2 separate regions of the Homo sapiens genome follow, and region 2 is linked to region 1. A link is a loop called in an ENCODE intact Hi-C map of the cell type or tissue named here. Cell type or tissue: CD14-positive monocyte. All regions are shown on one strand. Links, peaks and the distances in the headings refer to the core of each region. The heading gives the core; the rest is flanking DNA.

Region 1 (12,316 bases), core at 5,177-7,676:
TCATCACACCAAAGTATTTTTAAAAAGGCTTAATGAAGACAGCATCCTCTGTATCATCCCCCGGGAAGGCTGAGCAGGTTGCGCACCATAAATACACTTCAACGTTCCTATCTGCCTAAGCCTTGAATCCCCTCCTCTATGATATAGCAAGGTAAATGCCTGCATCCTGACTGCATTTAATGGACCACGGGCCCTGGGTTGGGGTTGCAGCACCCAGTGAGCTATGAGAGCAGCCCCCAGCTGCTCCGTCTGACAGATTGAAGCCAGGCTCTCCAGCCAGCGCTTCCAGCTTCATCAGTTCTGTTTGTTCAACGTTATGTTCCTTCTGCCCTGGTCTCGCAGCCTGAAATTCATTCCTTCACGTATTCCTCAGGATTCTGACATTATAAATTGGCAAAGGTCTTGCAATTGTTTGAATGCCTCCTCCCAGATCAGCTTTGGTCGTCATTACCCGAGGGTCTGCCAGGATGTTATGGTTCTGAAAATAATAAAAGGTGGGAGTAAAATCAACAGTCCCTTCAGGGCAGCAGCCTCAGGTGAGTTAATTAAAGTCTTGAGGCAAAAGAAGATTGATCTCCAGTAGGGAAAAGAGCTGCTATTGATGACTAGGGAGATGAAGTCTGGGGTTCAAGGTATTCAGATTTATCAAAATCTGCCCAAATTTCCACTTCTAATTCTTAGAGTCTCTCTCCTTCCCAATTAATCCCTTGTTACAGAAGAGATCTAGCAAGGTCATGAATTAAATTTGTATTTTATTTTACTTGGAGTTTGGTTTTTAGAAATCCTGGCCCTGCCTGTAATCCCAGCACTTTGGGAGATCACGGTGAGAGGATCACTTGAGCCTAGGAGCTCAAGACCAGCCTGGGCAACACAGGGAGACCCTCATCTCTACAAAAAATTTTTCAGATTAGCCAGGTTTGGTGGTGCGCACCTGGAGATCCCAGCCACTTGGGAAGCTGAGATGGAAGGATCGTTTGAGCCTGGGAGGTAAAGGCTGCAGTGAGCTGTGATCACGCCACTATACTCCAAAAAAAAAGAGAGAGAGACTGAGAGAGAGAGATAGAGAAAAGAAATCTTGGCCCTGTGACCATAAGAAATAAGGAGTTCTTTCAGAGTAATCTAATAATTCTCTGGTGGTCTATCTCTGCCTTCAGCTGGAAATTTACAGTCCTAAATTTGTCTCTTTATTTTTCCTCCACTTTTTCCAGTATGGTCAGAAAAATCCCGCCGGTTCTACAAGAAGAATCTAATATAAGAATCTTATATTGCAATAGCTACTTGATGTCCCAAGGCCTTGCTTGCCATAGGCAGTTGACCCCAGGCAATTACAGATGCTAATTTAGGTAACTGATTTGTCAAAGCATGTCATGAACGGCTAGTGTCTCACTTTCTACTGGCAATGAAGTCACTGTGGCCTTCAAATCTAAAAAGATGAAAAGAACAATTCCAGATTCCTATATTCAAATATTTGGTCTCCAAAAACCCCTTTTAAAACCAAAACAACTGTGGAAAGAGCATGCAGAGCAAAAGCCAGAGAAGCCGCCAGTGGGTGGGAGAAGCTGCCACTAATGGGCAAGGATGGCTTTCAAGAGCTCCCAAGGGAGGGGCTGGGCATCTCACTTGCCCCACACTTGGCTACTGGCACCTTCAGAAGACAGTGTCCTCTCCTTCTCTCCTGTCTTCTAGATCTTTCTCTAGAGCCTCTCACTGGGGAACAAAGCTAGAACCACACAAGGGGCTTCTGGGAAGTCTCTGCCATCCAGAGGAAACCTTCAAAGGGAATGGTGGTGACAGGGGATTGACACGGACAATCCTGTATATCGAGATGGTTTCTCTTATAGCTGTTCTGCTTTGAAGACTCCAACAGACCTACACCCTCTGAATGCTAACAGTAGTCTTAAAAGTGTCATGGAAGGCCGGGCACGGTGGCTCACGCCTGTAATCCCAGCACTTTGGGAGGCCGAGGCTGGTAGATCACCTGAGGTCAGGAGTTCGAGACCAGCCTGGCCAACATGTTGAACCCCCGTCTCTACTAAGACTACAAAAAATTAGCCGGGGGTGGTGGCAGGTGGCTGTAATCTCAGGTACTCAGGAGGCTGAGGCAGAAGAATCGCTTGAACCTGGGAGGTGGAGGTTGCAGCGAGCCGAGATCGTGCCACTGCACTCCAGCCTGGCAACAGAGCAAGACTCTGTCTCAAAAAAAAAAAGTGTCATGGAAGGACTTTGGCTCTTCCCCACAATGGCCACTTGGACCCTGGACTAGGGCAGACAGCAACGAAAACCGAAGAAGGAATGGAAAGAGGATAAAAAATAATATATTTTTATTTTTATTTTATTTATTTATGTATTTATTTTTGAGATGAAGTCTTGCTATGTCACCTAGGCTGGAGTGCAGTGGCGGGATCTCGGCTCACTGCAACCTCTGCCTCCAGGGTTCAAGCGATTCTCCTACCTCAGCCTCTCGAGCAGCTGAGATTACAGGCATCTGCCACCACACGTGGCTAATTTTTTTTTTTTTTTTTTTGAGATGGAGTCTGGCTCTGTTGCCCAGGCTGGAGTGCAGTGGCGTGATCTCGGCTCACTGCAAGCTCTGCCTCCCGGGTTCACGCCATTCTCCTGCCTCAGCCTCCCAAGTAGCTGGGACTACAGGCACCCACCACCACACCTGGCTAATTTTTTGTACTTTTAGTAGAGACGGAGTTTCACCTTGTTAGCCAGGATGGTCTTGATCTCCTGACCTCGTGACCCACCCACCTCAGCCTCCCAAAGTGCTGGGATTACAGGCGTGAGCCACTGCGCCCGGCCAACACCTGGCTAATTTTTTTTGTATTTTTAGTAGAGACTGGGTTTCACCATATTGGTCAGGCTGGTCTCAAACTCCTGACCTCAAATGATCCGCTGAAATGATCTACCATTTGGGTCTCCCAAATGTGCTGGGATTACAGGTGTGAGCCACCGTGCCTGGCCAAAAGTAATATATTTTTTAAAACCTGGCAGGAGGAATTTGCCTATCTGAGATATAGACTATAAGGGCTGACGGTGCCTGTGAGGAGAACGAAGATGCCCTTTTGCTCTGGAGGACTGTATTTTCAGAGCTGTCAAATAGCGTGTTCCCTCTGTTTGTTTCTCTCTCTCTGAATCCCCTTCCCAAGGTTGCAAGCATAATCAAGGCCCTCCAGAGCAAAGGTGCTCGATTTCACTAATAAAGCAATGCAAAATGAAACAACTGTGTGATCCTATTAGACCTCTCATATCACTGAAAATAAAGCAAGTGACAGCAAAAGTCCATGAGAAGAGGAGGAAACGGGCATGCTCACTCTCACTCATGACAGTGCAAATTCGTGTGTTTCTGGAAGGCAATTTGTTAACTTACACGATAACATTTTAACTAAACATGCCCTATTACTCTCAGAAACCTAGCCCACGGAAATACTGAAACTGCCTTTGCAGAATGGCTCACACCCGTGATCCCAGCACTTTGGGAGGCGGAGGCAGGCGGATCACGAGGTCAGGAGTTGAAGACCAGCCTGGCCAAGATGGTGAAACCCCGTCTCTACTGAAAATACAAAAATTAGCCGGGCGTGGTGGCAGGCGCCTGTAATCCCAGCTACTCGGGAGGCTGAGGCAGAGAATTGCTTGAACCTGGGAGGCGGAGGTTCCAGTGAACCGAGATGGCACCATTGCACTCCAGCCTGGGCAGCAAGAGTGAAACACCATCTCAAAATAAATAAATAAATAAATAAATACAAAAATTAGCTGGGCGTGGTGGTGCATGCCTGTAGTCCCAGCTACTGGAGAGGCTGAGGCGGGAGAATCGCTTGAACCTGTGAGACGGAGGTTGCAGTGAGCCCAGATCACGCCACTGCACTCTAGCCTGGTGACAGAGCAAGACTCCATCTAAAAAAAATAATAAATAATAATAATAATAATAATAATTACAAGTAATGAATTAGAGAAAACTAATGTGACTGACTCCGTCTTGCTTCTAACCTCACAGGCTAAATTGCTTTTTTGCTTATTTTAGTGCAGAGTTCAAGAAACTATGAGAGGAATTTAGTTTATAGCTAAACTTACAGGCAAGGAAAACTGATTCCCCCCACCACTCCTCTCCTTGTCCAAAGACTGAAGCTGCATTCATAAGACAAGGGTAGAATTAAGGTAGAGGCTTGAACTTTGCTAAGGAATAGGCAGAATTAAACAATGACTGCCCAGTGCTTAGCTTGTTTTTCTATAATTTGCTTACTGTCCAGAGTCACTTAACTGGGGGTTAAGTGGCAAGATTTATAATTCCCCCAACTACTCCTATAGATGACATCACTATTGTGAAATCTAAAAAAACTGGTCTTTGAGATATTTTTCAGATTTAGCATTTTGATAAACCAACAGATACCACTTTGTTCTGAGACTGCCCACCCCCACCACAACCCACCCCAACTCCCAGGAACTGATTCAGCTGCGTGAAGGCAGATTTATTTATTTATTTATTTATTGAGACGGAGTCTTCTCCACCCGGGCTGGAGTGCAGTGGTACAATCTCAGCTCACTGCAACCTCTGCCCCCTAGGTTCAAGGGATTCTCCTGCCTCAGCCTCCTGAGTAGCTGGGATTACAGGCACGCACCACCACACCTAGCTAATTTTTGTATTTTCAGTAGAGACGGGGTTTCTCTATGTTGGCCACGCTGGTCTCGAACTCCTGACCTCAAGTGATCCGCCCACCTCAGCCTCCAAAGTGCTGGGATTACAGGCATGAGCCATCGTGCCCGGCCAGATTTAGATGCCCCTGTGATTTCATCTCCAGTCAATCAACGGTTCCAGTTCCCCAACCCCCTGCCCACCAAAGTACCCTTAAAAAAAACCCTAGCCTCTGAATTCTCAGGGAAATGGGTTTGAAAAATTTCTCCCTGTTCCCCTTGCTTGGCAGGCCCTGTGATTATTAAACTCTTTCTAGGTGGCAACACCTCCCGTTCTCATTGGTTTCTTCTAGGGCAGCGGGCAAGAAGAATCCATTGAGCTGTGACGATTCTGACATGAGCATGAAAAGATGTGTCCAAGGATGCTCCGTGGGTGTGGTTTGTAATAGTCCCAAGGTGGAAATATCTGAAGCTCCCATCAGTGGGCATCTGGTTAGTGTAGCAATATGATAAGGGGGACTTTCAAGACTCCAAATTCAGATAAAGAGTCATCAAAGAGCCCACATCTGCAGAGAACCATAAACAGTGGGGGTCAGATGCCCTCTCAGGGTTCTGCAACCCCACATCCTCACTAACACACTCTGGCCCTCCTCTGGGCCAGGGAGACCTGGGCTAGAGAGAGAGGGAAGAAGTGTCAGAGAGGTGAGTGCTTGGCCAGGTAAGAAAAACTGTGGCTTTTCCTTCCCCCTTACCGTGAAGAAGGAGCTGGGGTGAGCTCCTCTGCCCCAAGCCAGGTGAGGATATCTCCCAGAGGAGCAATGGTAGAGCCTGGCGGTCTTCACTAAGGGGAGACTCACATTTTGTTCCCCAGTGAGAACAACCCATCGTGCCTGCCGGACCTTGCTGTGCTCTCTGCCTTCTGATAGGGAGGAGAGGGTTGGAGGGAGACCACGGGGGATGGAGGCTAGTGGGGCTGCCACACTTCCACCCCATGACGCCACAGGATGAAGGAGCTTCCAAAATGCACGTGGACCCCAAGGAAGGGAGTGAGGCGTGAGTGGCCACGCAGAGCCCATCCAAGGGGGCAGACAACTGGGTGAGAACACCCCAGCAGGCCAAGGCTGTGGGGTGTGCCCTAGAGGAGGGCAGGACCCGAGGCAGTATGGGGAGCTGCTGAGCCAGTGCATCTCCCTCACGGGGGCGCTGTGCAGTGTAGGTGCCCCTATGGGACACGCACACCTCCTCCAAGAGCGGCCCCCGCAGCGGAGCAGAGCTGGCCAGAGGAGCACTAAGTAAGCCAGGCTGACAGAGGTGCTGGAAAAGAGGTCCAAGGGGGAGCTGGAACTGTTACAGGCATTCAAACCAGAGTGACTCCATTTTGAACAGGGGCTGGGCTACTGGGCTGCGTTCCCAGGAAGTCAGGCATTGTTAGCCACGGGATGAAATAGAAAAAAAAAAGTTAGCCAGGTCTGGTGGCGCACACCTGTAGTCCCCGGAAGGATCGCTTGAGCCCAGGAGTTCGAGGCAGCATTGAGCTAAGATCTCGCCATTGCACTCGGCCTGGGTGACCGAGTGAGACCCTGACTCTAAAATAAGTAAATAAAAAGAACCAAAAAGTATCTAATTATGGATGATTTTTACTTTCGTTTAGACGCTATTCTCTATAATAAAAAATGTTGCATTTGTAATCAGAAAATTAAAAAAGAAAGAAAGAAAGAAAGAAAGAAAACTGTTAAAACTGAATTGGTAGAAGAATGGGTTAGTGAGACAATCCCTCGCAGAATCTTGTGCTTTGGGAAATCTCCGTGCCGTTTGTAGAAGGATTGCACCAGTGACGCGGTGACACCCATCTCCTCCCAGCCCCGCCTCCTTCCTTCCGGTCCGCTGCTGAGGCTTGGCTCGGCTTGTGCTGCCACCTACAGGTCAGCGACAGACATTACTTCAACCCCCCTTCCGCAGGGGCAGCCGCTCCCAGCTGCAGTTTTCCCTTTTCATTTTAAGCCCTTGGATTTCAGAGTTGAGGATGGAGATGTGTGGGAACTTCCAATGTGAAGTCAAGATAGGGGAGAGGGCAAGACAGAATGAGATAGAGAACACCTGTGTGTGCATCTGTACATGCAGGGCCCAGTGCAAAATGAAGATGTGGGGGCCCCTTGTTCAAAAATTATTAAGAATCTCAATATTGTAACAGTAGGGCATTAAATCAAGTGCAGCGCCCTCTGAGAATGAGCCGTCTGGGACTGCACAGGTTATAGGCTGCATGCCCATGAAGCCGACTGGCAACCTTGTATTTGGACTTAAGTTAGCAATGCTTTCGTATGCTGTGCCTAGGTGTGTATGTGTACAAATATGTATATTTGTGTGTGTGCATCATGTTTGCGTGCACCTGCTTGTACAAACGTGCTTAGATGTCTGGTTTTTGTTTCGTTTTGTTTTGTTTTCTACACGGAGTTTTGCTTTTTCACCCAGGCTGGAGTGCAGTGGTTCAATTTCAATTTGGGCTCAGTGCAACCTCCACCCCTGGGTTCAAGCGATTCTCTTGCCTCAGCCTCCCGAGTAGCTGGGATTACAGGCACCCGCCACCATGCCCAGCTAATTTTTGTATTTTTAGTAGAGATGGGGTTTCACTATGTTGGCCAGGCTGGTCTCCAATCCCTGACCTCAGGCAATCCACCCACCTCGGCCTCCCAAAGTGCTAGGATTACAGGTGTGAGCCACCACGCCCGGCCTTAGATGTCTGTGTGTAAGTTCATGTACAGTGTGTTTGTGTGTGTGTGTGTGTGTGTGCATATATGCATGTGAGACAGCAGGTTTCTCTGTTCCAGGGAAGGACAGGGGCCTCAGGTTTCTCACTCCAAGGCTGCTGAAGAATAGCAAGAGGGGCCGGGCGCAGTGGCTCATGCCTGTAAACCCGAGGCAGGCAGATCATAGGGTCAGGAGATCGAGACCATCCTGGCCAACATGGTGAAGTCCCCTCTCTATTAAAAATACAAAATTTAGCCAGATGTGGTGGCGGGTGCCTGTACTCCCAGCTACTCGGGAGGCTGAGGCAGAAGAATCGCTTGAACCCAAGAGGTGGAGGTTGCAGTGAGCCGAGATCATGCCATTGCACTCCAGCCTGGTGAAAGAACAAGACTTTGTCTCAAAAAAGAAAAAAAAAAAAAAAAAGACTAGCAAGAGGGTGTCTTCCTATAAGAGGAGTTGTCAGGTCCCACCCACTGAACTGCAGGGCTCTTGGCACAGAAAAACTCTCTCCTAACCTCAGCACTAAGGGAAGACCAAACTCTAGCTGGCTCCTAACAGCATCAGGACGTGTCCCTTGGATGACTCCAGCACCACCATCCTCTCCCCATTAAAATGTCACCTGAGGCTGGGTGCGGTGGCTCCTGCCTATAATCCCAACACTTTGGGAGGCTCAGGAGGGAGGATCACTTGAGCCCAAGAATTTGAGACCAGCCTGAGCAACATAGCAAGACCCCATCTGTACCTTAAAAAAAAAAATGGCCCTCACACCTGTAATCCCAGCACTTTGGGAGGCTGAGGCAGGCGGATCACCTGAGGTCAGGAGTTAGAGACCAGCTTGCCCAACATGGTGAAACCCTGTCTCTACTAAAAATACAAAAAATTAGACAGGCGTGGTGGTGGTTGCCTGTAATCCCAGCTATTCAGGAGGCTGAGGCAGGAGAATCACTTGAACCTGGGAGGCGGAGGTTGCAGTGAGCCAAGATCGTGCCACTGCACTCCAGCTTGGGTGACAAGAGCGAAACTCTGTCTGAAAAAAAAAAAAAGGCCAGGCATGGTGGCATGCACTTGCAGTCCCAACTACTCAGGAGGCTGAGGTGTGAGGATCACTTGAGCCCAGGAGTTGGAGGCTGCAGTGAGCTATGATTGCACAACTACTCCAGCCTGGGTGAGGGAATGAGACCTTGTCTCTAAAAAAATAAATACATGAATAAATAAATAGATAAATAATGCTGCTTGAGAAAGCTCAACATTACCTGGAGAATTGACTGTTTTTGTTCTAGCCAATGCCTGACAATAGGTCCCTGTATTTGGCCGTTAATTCATAAGAAAAAAGGTTTCATTGGCTCACAGTTCTGCAGACCATACAGGAAGGAGCATGCTGGCATCTGCTTCTAGGGAAGCCTCAGGGAATCTTTTTTTTTTTTTTTTTTTTTTTGAGGTGGAGTCTTGCTCTGTCGCTAGGCTGGAGTGCAGTGGTAGGATCTCGGCTCACTGCAACCTCTGCCCCCAGGTTCAAGCGATTCCCCTGCCTCAGCCTCCCGAGATGCTGGGACTGCAGGCACGTGCCACCACGCCTGGCTAATTTTTTTGTATTTTAGTTGAGACAGGGTTTCACCATGCTGGCCAGGATGGTCTCGATCTCCGGACCTCGTGATCCACCTGCCTCGGCCTCCCAAAGTGCTGGGATTACAGTCATGAGCCAGCTGCCTCAGGGAACTTTAACTCATGGCAGAAGGCGAAGCGGGAGCAGGCATGTCTGTCACATGATGAAAACAGGAGCGAGAGAGTGAGGGGGGAGGGGCCACACAGTTACCCAATCAGATCCCACAAGTACTCACTCCTACTGCGGGAACAGCACCGAGCCACGAGGGACCCACCCCATGACCCAAACGCCTCCCACCAGGCCCCACTTCCAACATTGGGGATCACATTTTAACATGAGATTTGGGAGGCAACAAACACATACCCAAATTATACCAGCCCTGGCCTCTCTTTCTTAGAAAATTAACCTAAGAACAGCTTACGATGATGAATCCCTCCCTGGTCCCTTTGAGATATGTGTGCATCTTCTACAGCGCAGGAGCGGCCTGAAAGTTGTTCCTTTGAAATGGAATCCTCAGGAAGGACAGGGCCTCTGTCTCCCTGTCTCTGGGTGAACTGAATCCCAGCTGAGATCATTGCCAGCTTGCAGACATAGACACAACTGGCGGGATGGCTCCGACCCTGCCCAGCCCTCATCGCTGTTCACTTGAGTGCCTGCTGTCTTCCCAGCTCCCACGTTCTTTCTTTCAAACGTCTGCCCAGCCACCTCTGCAGAAGCTGGAACAGAGCTCAGCTCTTTCCCCTGCTGAACCAAATCTGCCTCCACTTCCACTGCCTGCACTCATGTCGGTTGTGTTTCCCTTTGACACCCACTCTGCCACCTGGACCATTCAGGGTGCTCCCCCTGACTCCTGCCGCCAGCGCCCACACTGGCCTCCTATGACAGGGACACACGCTACTGCCACCGCCGCTGGAGCAGAGCCTGCCCCAAGGCTGCGAGTGCCAAGGAGGTGCAGCCCTCCCCTGCCATGGGGGCAGCCCTACCCCAACGCCCCGATAGCTCTGAGGTTCTACAGATTCTACATGCTTCCTAGAGTTCCTGGGGGGAGTTAAGTTCCAGGGGTAATTTCCGTCATCGTGTACTTTTTTTTTCTTTCTTTCTTTCTTTCTTTTTTTTTTTTTTTTTTTTTTTTTGAGATGGAGTCTCTCTCTGTCTCCCAGGCTAGAGCGCAGTGGCATGATCTCAGCTCACTGCAACCTCTGCCTCCCAAGTTCAAGCGATTCTCCTACCTCAGCCTCCCGAGTAGCTGGGATTGCAGGCGCCCACCACCGCGCCTGGCTAATTTTTGAATTTTTAGTAGAGACAGAGTTTCACCATGTTGGCCAAGCTGGTCACGAACTCTTGACCTCAGGTGATCTGCCCGCCTCGGCCTCCCAAAGTGCTGGGATTACAGGTGTGAGCCGCCCTACCCGGCCAGTTGTGTACATTTGATTGGCTTCCTTCTTTCTCTCTCTTCCCCACTCCCCTCCCTGCATCTCCTCATGAGGGTTCCCAAGTAAACCCTTGCATGGGAATCCTTGTTCCGGGGTCTGCTTTTAGGGAACCCAAACTCTGAGGCTCTTCCCCAGCCATGTGGCTTGGTCCCCAGGGACTGTTCTGGAGGGGCTTTGGTTTTTATTCTCAGCTGGGCAATGTGTAATATGCTTATCTGCCCCCTGCAGGCAAAGCCCGGCCCAGACTCCACCCTAGGGTCTAATTTCTGTCCCTACAGATATCCTTCATCTCCCTTCTCAGCTTTCCTGCGGCTAAACTGAAACGGTTTCTCCTTTGTCCTTTCTTTGTTTCTGATCATTTCTGGGTGGCTGAGGTATGTGGGAAATATACTAAGGCTAAATCACACTTATCCAGCCCCTCTTCCACGCCAGGTACTATGGCAGGCGCTTCATCCCAGGAGCCCCTAGACCCTCACAACCGCCCCATAAGGTAGATTCTCTGACTATCCCCAGTTTACAAATGAGGAAACTGAGGCTCAGAGGAGGCCTCTTGCCCAGGGTCTCACAGCTGTTTGGCAGCTGAGCTGGCATCCAGAGCTGAGTCCTGGTTCTGGCCACCCTGCATTGAATTAGCCAGGGCAGCAAGGTCACTGAGAGGGTGCCCCAAAGGAAGCCGAAACACCTGAGCTCAATTCTGTGTCTTCCTCTCACATGCTTTGGGACCTTGACAGTTCACTTTATTGTCCATGCAGGCCTCAGTTTCCCCATTTGTTAAACAGGGAGGTGCAGATAGGGGTCTCTAAAGACCTCCCAGCCTTTTTCCTCTTGTTCTTCCTCAGGGAGGGAGCACAGTGTTATAAAGACTTCAAGTCTACAGTCCAAGAAGCCCTGCTTGGACTGTGGACCTCAAGTCAGCCTGTAATTATCTCGGGTTAATTTATTTGAAGAAGTTGCCTGGCTTTTCCCCAAATCCTACCAAATGCATCTGCAGCTTTTCCTTCTCCTTCACCCAGCTTTAAAATATCTCTCCCGCTTCATAATTAGGAAGAATTTAATGACTAGCAGCAAATATGAAAATCTCCATGTAAACTGCCTCCTCTGGACTTTTGTTTGTTTGTTTGTTTGTTTGAGACTGAGTCTTGCTCTATCACCCAAGCTGGAGTGCAGTGGTGTGATCTCGGCTCCCTGCAACCTCCGCCTCCTGGGTTCAAGTGATTCTCGTGCCTCAGCCTCTCAAGTAGCTGGGATTACAGGCACCCGCCACCACACCCAGCTAATTTTTGTATTTTTAGTAGAGTCGGGGTTTCATTATATTGGCCAGGCTGGTCTCAAACTCCTGACCTCAAGTGATCCGTCCCCCTCGGCCTCCCAAAGTGCTAGAATTACAGGCGTAAGCCACCGCACCCGGCCTCTCCTCTGGACTTTTTACATACGTATTCTAGACCTCAACCTTGCCCACCATAGTTTGTACTTCCCCTGAGCAACGTGACCTAGGTGAGGTTAAAGTTGAGGACCTCCAAGTTAAACCACCTGGATTCAAACTCCAGCTCCAACACACTAGCTGTGTGACCTTGGGGGAGTCACTAGAATTTTCTGTGCCTCAATTTCTGGATCTATGAGGCAATGAGGACAATAAAGGTACCTACCTAGCAGGGGTGTTGTGGTGACTAGGTGAGTTCATGTGTATACAGTGCTTTCTCAGTGCTAGCTATTATTCTTAATGGGGTCACCCTGTGGTTCAAGTCCCTTAAGTCTGAGAAAATGTGGTCTCTCCTTGGTGAATCAACTTATCTGTGTTGGACATTGCAAGAAGGTTGGGGAGTAAGGTAAATAGACCTAACTAAATCTTATATGAAGTCCAGGAACAGTGGCTTACATTTGTAATCCAGCACTTTGGGAGGCT
Region 2 (12,316 bases), core at 5,729-8,228, 64 kb before region 1:
ACTAACCTGACCCGGTGGTGCCAGGCTTCTCACTAGGCAGTCGGTCTGGCACCAGAATCCGGACTTCTCAGCTACACACTCTGTGCAGGCTCTGGAAGTCTGGCGAGGCCAGGTTTTGCCTGTCCAGCCTGGGCTCTCTCTGGCCCTTCTAGCAGCATCAACAGTGACTTCGGGAGGCTGAGGCATGAGAATCACTTAAACCCCGGAGGCGGAGGTTGCAGTGAGCTGAGATCATGCCATTGCACTCCAGCCAGGGTGACAGAGCGAGACTGTCTCAAAAAAAAAAAAAAAACTATTTATGGACACTGATATTTGAATTTCATGTAATTTCCACATCACAAAATATTATTCTTATTTTGCTATTTTTAAAAACATTAAAAATTAAAAAAGAAAACATTTTTAGCTCATGGGCTGAGCTAAAAGAGGCTGCAGTCTATGTTTGGTGTGTAGACCAGAGTGCACCAACACCTGCTTGAGAGCTTACTAAGATCGGCTTGCTAATAGGCTTATTTTGGTCTCGCCTATTAGCCTATAAAAAGAAGAGTTAGGAACACAGCCTTTGGATGCAGATGGGTCTGTATTAATATTCTGATCCCAGACTCCCTCTCTCTTTTTCTTCCTTTTCGGTCAAAGTCACTGGGCAGGTCTGCTAAGGGCCAGAAGGCAGTCCAAGGGCAGCCAGGACTCAAACAAGGAGGGTGTGTCAATTTCCTAGGGCTGTCATAACAGAAACTGGGTGGCTAGAATAACAACCATGTCTTTTCTCACTGTTCTGGAGGCTAGAAGTCCAAAGTCAAGGTGCTGGCACCGCCATACTCTCTGATGTCTCCAGGGAGAATGCTTCCTGCCTTCTTCCAGCTTCTGGTGGCTGCTGGCAATCCCTGGTGATCCTTAACTTGTGGGATCCCTCCAGTCACATGACTTTCTTCTTCCTGTGTGTCTTCAGTTGTTTTATCTCTAGGGCTGTCTGTCTCCGTGTCCACACTTTCCCCATTTTATAAGGACATCGGTCATATTGGATTATGGCCCACCCATAAGACCTCATTTTAGCTTGATTACTTCTGTAAAGACCCTATTTCCAAATAAGGTCATATTCTGACATACTGGGGATTAGAACTTCTGCATATCTTTTTGGGAGACACAAGCCAACCTCATAACAGAGGGTGTCAGTACAGGGCAGGACCCAACCCAGCATGGAAGTGGGCTATATTCAGTGGGGCAGGAGGAGGGGAGAAGCTATGTAAATACACTGACAACAATAGTGTAGTTTCACACAGATAAGAAGGGAGGTACAGATATAGACAGAGAGAAAGCTAGAAAGAACCCTGTGGTGTTGGATTGGAACTGGCAGTATAAGTGTGAACTCATGGTTTTCAAAATGATAGGTATAGAAATAAATACAGCTGGTCGGACGTGGTGGCTCAAGCCTGTAATCCCAGCACTTTGGGAGGCCGAGGCAGGTGGATCACTTGAAGTCAGGAGTTCAAGACCAGCCTGACCAACATGGTGAAACCCCGTCTCTACAAAAAAAAAAAAAAAAAAAATTAGCCGGGCGTGGTGGTGCATGCCTGTAATCCCAGCTACTTGGGAGGCTGAGGCAGGAGAATGGCTTGAACCTGGGAGGCAGAAGTTGCAATGAGCCGAGATCGTGCCATTGAACTCCAGCCTGGGCAACAAGAGCAATACTCCGTCTCAAAAAAAGAAAAAAAATATAGCTGTAAGTACAATATACGCATTTGTTCATTCATTCTCTGGCTCTGTCCAGTGAGAGACCTGAGGACAGTGACACTTGGGCAGCAGGGAGCAAGATCACCTTGTGTGTGTATCTTGGCTCTAAATACCATTCTCTACTATGAGGAACCCAAGCCCCTTGGAGAAAATTCCCAAGTCCGAGCCCAGGGCAAGGTAAATAGGAGAGGAGATGAGCATTTCATGCTGCCTGAAAGTCAGGGAGGTCTTAAAGAACGATGGGGATCATTGAAAAGGACACAGGAGCCCATTTGAAGGAGCTGTCACTGGCCAAAGTTGGCATGATTTGAGCATTAAAATAAATCATGGTAGGTACTGACTGTAAGCCATTTAATAAAATAGAAATCCGTGAGTCCACACTGATTATATAAGTTAACAAAGAACACAAGAAGGAAAACAAACTCTTCCTTAGGTAGAATGCCAACTATTAAATACAAAAGGAATGGTGACATTTTATTTATTTATTTATTTAACAATAGCAACTTTTATTTTAGACTCAGGGGGTGTACGTGCCCCTTTGTTATCTCATAATACTTTAGCATTTTAGAATAGTTTTTTCTAATTCTGTGAAAAATGATAATTCATATCCCAAACCACATGGTAAGTGTAGTACCCGGGTAGTTAGTTCTTCAATCCTTGCCTCTCTGCCTCACCCCTCTAAGTAGTTCCCTGTGTCTATTGTTGCCATCTTTATGCCCATTAGCACCCAATGTTTAGCTCCCACTTATAAGTGAAAATATACAGTATTTGGTTTTCTGTTCCTGCATTAATTTGCTTAGGATAATGGCTTCCAGCTGCATCTATGCTGCTGCAAAGGACATATTTCATTCTTTTTATGGCTGTGTAGTATTCCGTGGGTGTATATATACCGCATTTCCTTTATCCAGTCCACTGTTAACGGGCAACCAGGTTGATTCCATGTCTTTGCTATTGTGAATAGTGCCGCAATGAACATACGAGCACAGGTGTCTTTTTGGATATATACTCAGTAATGGGATTGCTGGGTCAAATGGTTGTTCTGCTTTAAGTTTTTTAAGAAATCTCCAAACTGCTTTCCACAATGGCTGAACTAATTTACATTCCTATCAATAGCATATAAGCATTTGCTTTTCTCTGCTGCCTCACCAGCGTCTATTGTTTTATGACTTTTTAATAATAGTCATTCCAACTGATGTGAGATAGCATCTCATTGTGGTTTTGATTTGCATCTCTCTGATGATTAGTGATATTGAGCATTTTTCATATCTGTTGGCTGCTTGTATGTCTTCTTTGGAGAAGTGTCTGTTCATTTCTTTTGCCCACTTTTTATTGGGGTTATTTTATTTTATTTTATTTTTTGCTTGCTGAATTGCCTAAGTTCTGTACAGATTCTGAATATTAGACCCTTGCTGCATGCAGTGTGCGAATATTTTCTCCCATTCTGTAGGTTGTCTGTTTACTCTGTTGATAGTGTCCTTTGCTGTGCAGAAGCTTTTTAGTTTACTTAGGACCCACTTGTCAATTTTTGTTTATATTGCAATTGCTTTTAAGAACTTAGTCATAAATTTTTCCCCAAGAATGATGTCTAGAGTGGTGCTTCCTAGGTTTTCTTCTAGGATTCTTATAATTTGAGGTCCTACATTTAAACTTTTAATCCATCTTGAGTTAATTTTTGTATATGGTGAAAGGTAAGGGTCCAGTTTCATTCTTTTGTGTATGGCTGGCCAGCTATCGTATCACCATTTATTGAATAGGGAGTGCTTCCCCCATTGCTTATTTCTGTCAGCTTTGTTGAAGATCAGATGGCTGCGGGTATTCAGCTTTATTTCTGTGTTCCATTGGTCTATGTGTCTGTTTTTATACCAGTGCTATGCTGCTTCGATTATTGTAGCCTTAGTATAGTTTTAATTTGTGTAATGTGATGCCTCAGGCTTTGTTCTTTTGGCTCAGGATTGTTTTGGCTATTCGAGCTTTTTTTTGGTTCCATATGAATTTTAGAATAGTTTTTTCTAATTCTGTGAAAAATGACAGTGGTAGTTTGACAGGAATAGCATTGAGTTTGTGGAATGCTTTGGGTGTATGGCCATTGTAATGATACTGATTCTTCCAATCCATGAGCATGGAATGTTTTTCCAATTGTTTGTGTCATCTATGATGTCTTTTACCAGTGCTTTGTGGTTCTCCTTGTAGAGATCTTTTATGACCTTGCTTAGCTGCATTCCTAAGTATTTTATTTGTGTGTGTGTGTGTGTGACTATTGCAAATGGGATTGCATTCTTGATTTGGCTCTCAGCTTGAACTTTATTGGTGCACAGAAATACTACTGATTTGTGCACATTGATTTTGTTTCCAACTTTATAGAAGTTGTTCATCAGTTCCCGGGGACTTTTGGTGGAGTCTTTAGGGTTTTCTAGGTATAAAATCATATCATCAAGGAAGAGAGAAAGTTTGACTTCTTCTTTTCCTATTTGGATGTCTTTTATTTCTTTCTCTTGTTAGATTGCTCTGGCTAGGACTTCTGAATGACAGAATTTTTAAAAGTCACCATTTGGCAATGATCATCATGATAATGTTTAATTAAATTAAGGAACATCATTGCATACTGAAATTATACAAGTGTGGGAGTGGGATGAGAAAGCTTAAAAGTATCTCCCTACCAAATGCTTATAAATTACGATGTGGAAGGGGAAGTAACTTTACAATAGAGAAACTTGATTGGTGTCAAGTTAATCAAATGATCAGAGCGAACGACATTAGTGATGGGACAGATTGACAATGAAAGCTAATAGGACTCACCAAGAATAATCCAGCATCACTTCTGTGCTATTTTGGCCAAAAAAGCATAACCCAGTTCTAATCATCAGACAGAGCCAAATCGAGGGACATTATTCAAAACAACCAACCTGCAGTCTTCGAGATGTCGAGGAAAAAACAAGGCATCTGTTTCAAACTGGAGGCCCGAAAGACATGGCAACTAAGAGCCATGCATTTAGAGAGAATGCAAAGTCCCGGATGGATTTTCTTGTTACAAAACCATTATTGAGAAGCTTAGCGAAACTCAAAGGGGGTTTCCACATGAAGGGTATGTGAGAGTTCTTTGTATCATTCCTTTAACGCTCTGTATTTTGAAATAGTTTCAGAATAAAAATGGAAATGGAAAAAAATGCAATGTTAACATATACGAGTTACTACTTTCAACAAGTTATCTTCCTTTTCATGCCTCAATTTCTTCATCTGTAAGGTGAAGACAGTAACAGCTACATAAAGGTTATTGGGAAGAGATGGAGAAGCCCCCAGCCGAAGGTCTGCTCACAGCGTAAATGCTCAAGCCCTGGTCATTATGAGTACTACGTTCTTGCCAACATTTTCTTGGGTTTCTTAGTCTCTAAAAGATCGTCAATTGCAAGACACGGTATTTTACATACCACTGAAGGAAAAAACAAACAAACAAACGAAAACATTCAATGAATTCCTGACGGTGTGATTCTTCTCGCTTAGAACTTTTAATACTTATTGAGAGAACTCTGTTAGACTCATTCAAATGTAGATTTTTATCCCCTGCTGCTCTATGATGACTTTTAAAAGGAAAGGGTCAGTCAAGTGAATTGGCTGAGGTGTTCCTAAAGCTCCTTCACATTTTGGGTCTGGTGTCCGGAGTGATTTTGACTCAGAGTCTCGGGTTCTTCGTTTCTCCACCAGACAGCATCCTCTGTGCTCCTGAGGGCATCCAGGCCCGCAGCCTCCCAGTCCCACAGAGGACCTCAGCAAAGACAGGCAGAGTGGGGACACCTGGGAGAAAAGAGAGCCCGGGACGTCACTTTAATTCCATCCTCTCCAGCCCTGGAGAAGCCCCTGCAGGGTTTTTCCATGCCAGGCAGGGACCTCACACTGACCGGAGTGCCTGAGAGAACCACACATGCCTTCCTCTACCCTGGGCTTTCTCTGCTAGGGTGAGGCCCTGCCAGCTCTTCCTGGCCAACCCTGCCCTTCCTGGTAGGAGGAAAGCAAAGAACAACAATCAGGCCAGAATTCCAGTGGCTTCGAGGCAGGTTCCTGCCCCTCCATTTCCTCCATTCCCCTCATTCTTGCCCTCCATTCCCCTCATTCCTGCCTGCTGCCCTTTCTCCTGGGAGGCAGCCCCATGTAGGAGAAATATGACTGCGTTTTGTTGTGTCTTGGCACTGTGATTCATCTTGTCTTTATTCAAACTTTTCATATTTGGTTCACCGTGAATAGTTTCTGCATCAGTTGGGATTTTTTTAAACCATATTGCATTAAAATATTACTTACAACAATTACTGAATTTTTAAATGCCTGTTTAAATTTTGAGCACGAGAGACTGCCTCACTCACCTGACCTTAATTCTGCTGGCCCTGCTGTGCTCAGGGAGCCACTCATTCATTCATTCATTCATTCATTCATTCATTCATTCATCTATTCATTTGCACACAGTCAAAGGTGCAATTTCTCCTCTGTACCAGGCCATGTGCTAGGTATTTGGGAGGGAAGTGCAAGCCGGACACAAGCCAGCACTGAAGATAGTGTCAGAAGAAAGACAGCCATGAACACACATGACCATATGACACATGGTGGGGTGGGGCGGCAGGGCAAAGAGGACATCGGGGAAATCAACATGCCACCAGCTACCACTTGTAGGGGGTTCTCCTGTGGCCAGCTCTGAGCTAAGGTCTTCCTGCACAGAATCTCACTGGATTCCCTCAACAGTCCTTCCAGGTTTGTAGATGCTTCTGCAAAAGTAACAGACAGATGGATGTCCCGAGGCTTGGGGAAGTAACACGCAGATGATTTGCACAAGGACACGCTTTAAGAAGCAGTGGACTTGGAAGTCCAACACAGATCTGTCTGGCTCTGGGCTCAAACCAGCTATGGTTATTGCAGCCACTTCCACCTGCATCCCCATCAAGCAGTCAGGGAAGGCTGCATGGAGGAGGCCCTGCGTCAGCTGAGGCTTGAAGGAGGCCTAGGAGTTTATAGGAAGGTAAATTGGAGTAGGAGGCTTTCTGGAAGTAAGAAAAGTCACGTGCACTATTAGCAAAGTAGGCCTGGGCCGGCACTGCTTCCTCTTTCTGCTTCTCTGTTTCCTGATGACATCAACATAAATAGGAAACGTGGGAGGCTCACTCTGCCTAGAGGCTCCAGAAGAAGACTGGTCTCTCCCACCACACAGAGGTATGGCCCGGCGTCCAGGAGCAGGGCTGAGGGGTGGGGTCAGAGCAGGGGGGAATGTGGGGAGTCCAGGATGAAAAAGGACAGGGGGAGCCTGGGGGGCGTCCTGTGGGTAGCTGTGCCCTGGGGACTTGGAGGAGTTAGGGCTTGGCCTCTTAGGATGACCTGAGCCCAGACTCCTAGGGCGGCCAGTGGATGGGGAGGCAGCCAGGGGTGCCAAGCTGCTTGGGTGTTGTAGGAGAGCTCTGGGGAGGACTCAGCCTCGCTAGCGGGATCTGGTTGGTCCTGGTGGGAAGGACGCCTAGTGGGGTGAAGAGAGCTCAGGCCTGGGAGTCAGGCACCTATAGTCTGTCTTCGCTTTGTCACTAAGATGCTGGTGGTAGTGAGAGCACCCCCTGTCCACCCTGGGCTTCTGTCTCCTCATCTGTGGAATGGGGAGCATGGATAGTCCCTGACATCTTGGTTTAGAAAGAGAGAGAACGCATGCTCGTGTGTTTGCCCGTGTGTGCATTTGTGTGTGTGCCTGTGTGTGTATGTGCATGTGCGGATGTCTGGGGATGCAGGAGTGCAGAGAGACTAAGAGGCAGAGGGTGAAACCTGGAAGCTTGCTGCGCTGAGGCCCAGAGCTGGGTGCGGTGTGGCTTGAGAAGCTCACTTTGAACTTGAGAAAGAGCCCAGCACTTTGCCCAGAGACATACCAGGCACTATCCAGCAATCTCTCTCTCTCTCTCTCTCTCTCTCAGTCTCTCTCTCTGTCTGTCTGTCTTTTTAGTTATGACACTCTGCCCTGCTGATTTGGGTTGCTGATTTGGGTTGGGGCCCAGGTGTGTGTGTTCTGTACCCAAGTATGCTGGCTGGGTGGGTGGGTATCTGGGGTGCCTGCTTCAGGGTGTGTGCAGGTGTGTGTACTGGCCCTGAGAATGAAAGGGCAGGTGTTTCACTGGGACCTTGTCAGACAGGTGCTAGCGACAAGCTGCATATGTGCAATTTTTAGTCTTCAAAAACCCTGCTGTTATATTTTTGTACAGCCCAATTCTAATTTTTTTCTATCATCTTTCCTGCTTTGTAATCATTTTATAATGAGTAAACATTTCCTATTAGCTTTTGGTCACTCTTTTTTTCATCCAGCAGTTTTATTTATATTGTTCCAGTATACAGATATACCAACACCACAGGATAATTCATGAGTTGTATAAGGAATGTATTTAATGCTAAACAAGCAACTACACAGAAACCTACCTTCATGAAAATTAGAATAATCTAGAATTATGTAGCACAAGAGACAAAGTCCCCAGCAATTTCTTTTCCCTAGTTCCATAGCTTATTCTTTTCACCACATGTATTCTTCCAGAACATTTTCTAAGCATGATACAAGCATATAGTTTTTCTTTTCCTGTTTGTTTTTTGTTTTGTTTTGTTTTGTTTTTGTGACAGAGTTTTACTCTTGTCGCCCAGGCTGGAATGCAGTGGTGCAATCTTGGCTCACTGCAACCTCTGCCTCCCGGGTTCAGGTGATTCTCCTGCCTCAGCCTCCTGAGTAGCCGGGATTACAGGCATGAGCCACCACACGTGGCTAATTTTTGTATTTTTAGTAGAGACAGGGTTTCACCATATTGGCCAGGCTGGTCTCGAACTCCTGACCTCAGATGATCCGCCTGTCTCAGCCTCCCAAAATGCTGGGATTACAGGCTTGAGCCACTGTGCCAGGATGGTAGTTTTTCTTTTTACAGAAATGGGATTATTTTATTTATATATATATATATATATTCCTAATTTTTTCACTTAATATTGTATTTTGGAATATTTCCAAATTTCTACAATAATACATACAGATTTAACTCGTTAAGTAACCCTAAGAAATATGTGGCATTTATTAGGATGGGTACACCACAATTCATCTAATCTCACGTTGATCGACACCTAGATTGTTTCTAATTTTTCCACATCTGTGAAAGTGTTTCTGTAGCCTAAATTACTAAATGCAGAATTGCTGTGCAGAGGTTGTGCGTTAGAAATTATAATAGGTATTGTCAAATCAGCCTCAAAGTAGCTGAGCTAAGCTGACGTCCCCAAGGTAGTGCATAAAGGGTCCAATTTACCTTTAGAGAAATTATCAATCTTCTAATTTTGTCCAATATTATGTATGGAAATTCTCAATGTCGCGTGATTTTTTTCTTTCCCTGATTATGGGTGAAGTTGTACATTTTCTATATGTGGATTGGCCTTTTGGATTTCATTTATGATGAATGTGGAGAAATTTTTGTTCATCTCCTGTTGAATTCTCTTTTACATCTTAACTTTTGGAGTGACTCATTTATTACGTGTATTAATAATCCATTTATATATGTTGAAAATATATTCTCCCAGGTTATGACTTATCTTTTTCTTTACCATGTTTAAGATGTCTTATGTCATATAAAAATGTTTTCATTGTTAAGTCAAACCTGTCATTACTTTTTACTTTATGGTTTCTGATTTTGGTGTCTTGTAAACCTCTAAGATCACAGGTGTCTTGTAAACCTCTTTTTACTTTATGGTTTCTGGTTTGGTGTCTTGAAACCTCTAAGATTACAGAAAGAGTTTTAATAATTTTACTATTTTGGTTTTGACTTTGAGATTTTTAGCCCACCTAGAATTTAGAGAAGTGAGTAATGTGTAAAGTAACTTTTAAAAATAATTACCATCTAATTGTCTTAACATTGCTAATTATGAGTGTGTGATTTCTCCTCTCTTCAATGATTTGAAGTGCCCCTATTACATCCTAGGCTTCTATACATACTTCGTTATTTTCTTTATTGTTTTCTCTTCCATTTGGCTGTCACTACATTCCTTATTATTTTTCTAACGAATGGAGCAAGTCTCTCATCTCTGGTTTGTTATAATTTAGAATCAGTTTGCCAAGGCCAGGCACAGTGGCTCATGCCTATAATCCCAGCACTTTGGGAGGCTGAGGCAGGCAGATCCCTTGAAGTTGGACGTTCAAGACCAGCCTGGCCAACACGGTGAAACCCCATGTCTACTAAAAATACGAAAAATTAGCCGGGTTTGGTGGTGTGCACCTGTAATCCCAGCTACTTGGGATGCTGAAGTGGGAGAACTGCTTGAACCCAGGAGGCAAAGTTTGCAGTGAGCCGAGATCACGCCACTGCACTCCAGCCTGGGCAACAGAGTGAGACTCCAACTCAAAAATAAAAATAAAAATCAGTTTGCCAAGCCCATTAAATTCCTTTTTGGAATTTTCATGTTGATTGCATTGAATTTAGAGATGATCTGAGGGACATTGACCACTGGAAGTAAAGACAATAGTGAGAGCCTCCTGTGTGAGGCTTTGACAGGAGGACACTAACGTGCCCCCTTGACTCTGTCATCGCCTTTGGTTTCTGGCAGACTTTCAGTGATGCCAACGTTTCCGCCACTGCTTCATTTGCCAGGGTTTGTTTGTTCATTTAACCAGAAATGTCTTGTTTATTATTAAATATTTAGGAGTGTCTGTCAAGATCAGCTTATCCTTTTTTCCCTTTTAATCCGTTCATCTGTTTGTTTGAATCATAAATAGGTTTCTTAAGGGTTCTCCTTCCATGTATGGAGTACCCTCTACTTGGCCATGATGTCTTCTTCTTTTAAAAGTCTTTGTCAGGTTGACCTATGAAATTGTTTTTGTCTGGAGTGAATTTGTATTTTGCTTTTCCCCCCTAGTTTTTATCCCTGCCATTCAATTTCTTCATAAGCTTGGGAATGTTTATCCCTGCCATTCAATTTCTTCATGAGCTTGGGAATGTAATATGTGCATGTTTATTTTGAGTAAGAAGGTGTTTGGTTTTTCTCTTCTCTTTTCTCTCTCTTCCTTTCTCTGTCCCTCCCATCCCTTCTCTGTCATCCTCCTGTCCCCATGCTTACTCTTCATTCTTAGTGATTTTTAATCTTTATGTTTTTAGGGATTTAAAATGTATTGAACTTATATTTTCTGGGTCGGGCACAGTGGCTCACGCCTGTAATCCCAGCACTTTGGGAGGCCAAGGTGGGCAGATCACTTGAGGCCAGGAGTTGAGACCAACCTGGCCAACATGGTGAAACCCAGCCTCTACTAAAGATACAAAAACTAGCCAGGCGTGGTGGTGCATGCCTGTAGTCCCAGCTACTTGGGAGGCTAAGTCACAAGAGTCGCTTGAACCCCGGAGGCAGAGATTGCAGTGAGCCGAGATCATGCCATTGCACTCCAGCCTGGGTGATGGGGTGAGATTCTGTCTCAAAAAAAAAAAATAGTATTTTTTTTAAAGAAACCATATTTGCTACCAGCATTTGGGTTTATTTAGCACATATATGATCTTCCAAAACAAGAGGAGATCTTTAGCAAGTTTTCAGTTCTCTTCCATTCTCCACCCCAGCCTCACAGCAAACTCCCACATTAAAATCATCTGAGTTTTAGTTCAATATTCTTCTTTAACTTATCTGTAAGTGTTACAGGTTTATTTACCTCAGTATTTCAGCTTTCTTGGATTTTTTTTTCCTGAAATATAACCTAGAGTAATTTCTTTCAGAAAAGATCTGAAAAACTTTCTTTGTCCTTACATACTCAAAATTTTTTGTGTCCTTTAAATGTCAAAGAAAACTTGGCATTTTGTGATTCTAGGTTTAAGCATAATTTTCCCTTGGTATTTTCAAGACATCTATTTAAAGTTCAGAGTCTCTTATGTGAAATCTTTAGCCAATCTGACCCTTGTTGCATTCAAAGTATCCTATTTGTTTTCTTCTGGAAGCATTTCTGGGATCATCCTCATATTCTTGCAAGACGAAAAGTTTACCAGTGAGAACTAGGCATGGCTTTATTAAAAGGAATCTTGGGAGTTAACCCTGATCTCTGTCCCCTACTACAAAACCTCATCGTAGTAGCCTCCCCCCTTGAATACAGATTCCTTACTGTCTTTGAAAAATATTTTAAAAAGGAGTCTTGTTCTTTATTGAGTGGCCTCTTGTCTCCTTGAAAGCCCTGTGAAGCTTTCCCCATTTGCTGTTGTATCTGTTTGGCTGCACATGGAAAATCCCTAAGCAACAGAGGCTTAACAACATAGAAGTTTCTTTTTCCCAGCATATAAAAGATGCCCAGAGGTAGCAGTTTCAGGCTAGTATGGTTGCTCCAGAGTGAGAGTGGGAATCCAGCTTCCTCTCTTTCTGTTGCATCATCTTCACATATGGCTTCCATCCTCAAGGTAACCTCATGGTCCAAAATAGCTGCTGAAGCTCCAGCTATCACCTCCAAGTTGCAGGCTGGAAGAAGGAAGAAAGACAGAGGGACAAAAATGAACCCCTCCCACCTAAGTCAACTGCCATTGAGCAGCCTTTTTTGGAAGACATACACAATGTTTCTATTCTCATCTCCTTGGATCACGTTTAGTCACTTGAC

What was found. Peaks named below come from ENCODE experiments on the same cell type or tissue, not always from the same donor. Only the 100,000 strongest peaks of a DNase experiment are listed, where the experiment ranks them.
Region 2: it touches region 1 in a loop (1.9-fold over the local background); 2 of 110 quality-filtered maps call a loop at or near these places.

What each region holds. Positions count from the first base shown.
Region 1 is chr22:36,971,693-36,984,008 of GRCh38, forward strand. No RefSeq gene overlaps it. Among named protein-coding and RNA genes, the nearest start is that of LL22NC01-81G9.3, 13 kb to the left of the region's middle. RefSeq lists cis regulatory regions at 9,030-9,357, 10,373-10,972. In CD14-positive monocyte, for the core only: CTCF peaks have their summits at 6,568 (motif pointing left) and 6,775; DNase peaks (open chromatin) are centred at 5,839 and 6,499; H3K4me3 peaks cover 978 bases; H3K27ac peaks cover 738 bases.
Region 2 is chr22:36,906,760-36,919,075 of GRCh38, forward strand. CSF2RB (colony stimulating factor 2 receptor subunit beta) reads left to right here and starts at 6,869. Exons shown (of 14, transcript NM_000395.3): 1 at 6,869-6,918. It overlaps LOC105373023 (a long non-coding RNA gene), which reads right to left. Exons shown (of 2, transcript XR_938230.2): 2 at 11,713-12,180. RefSeq lists an enhancer at 4,702-5,403. In CD14-positive monocyte, for the core only: no CTCF peak of the experiment used is centred there; DNase peaks (open chromatin) are centred at 6,502 and 6,812; H3K4me3 peaks cover 2,198 bases; H3K27ac peaks cover 2,500 bases.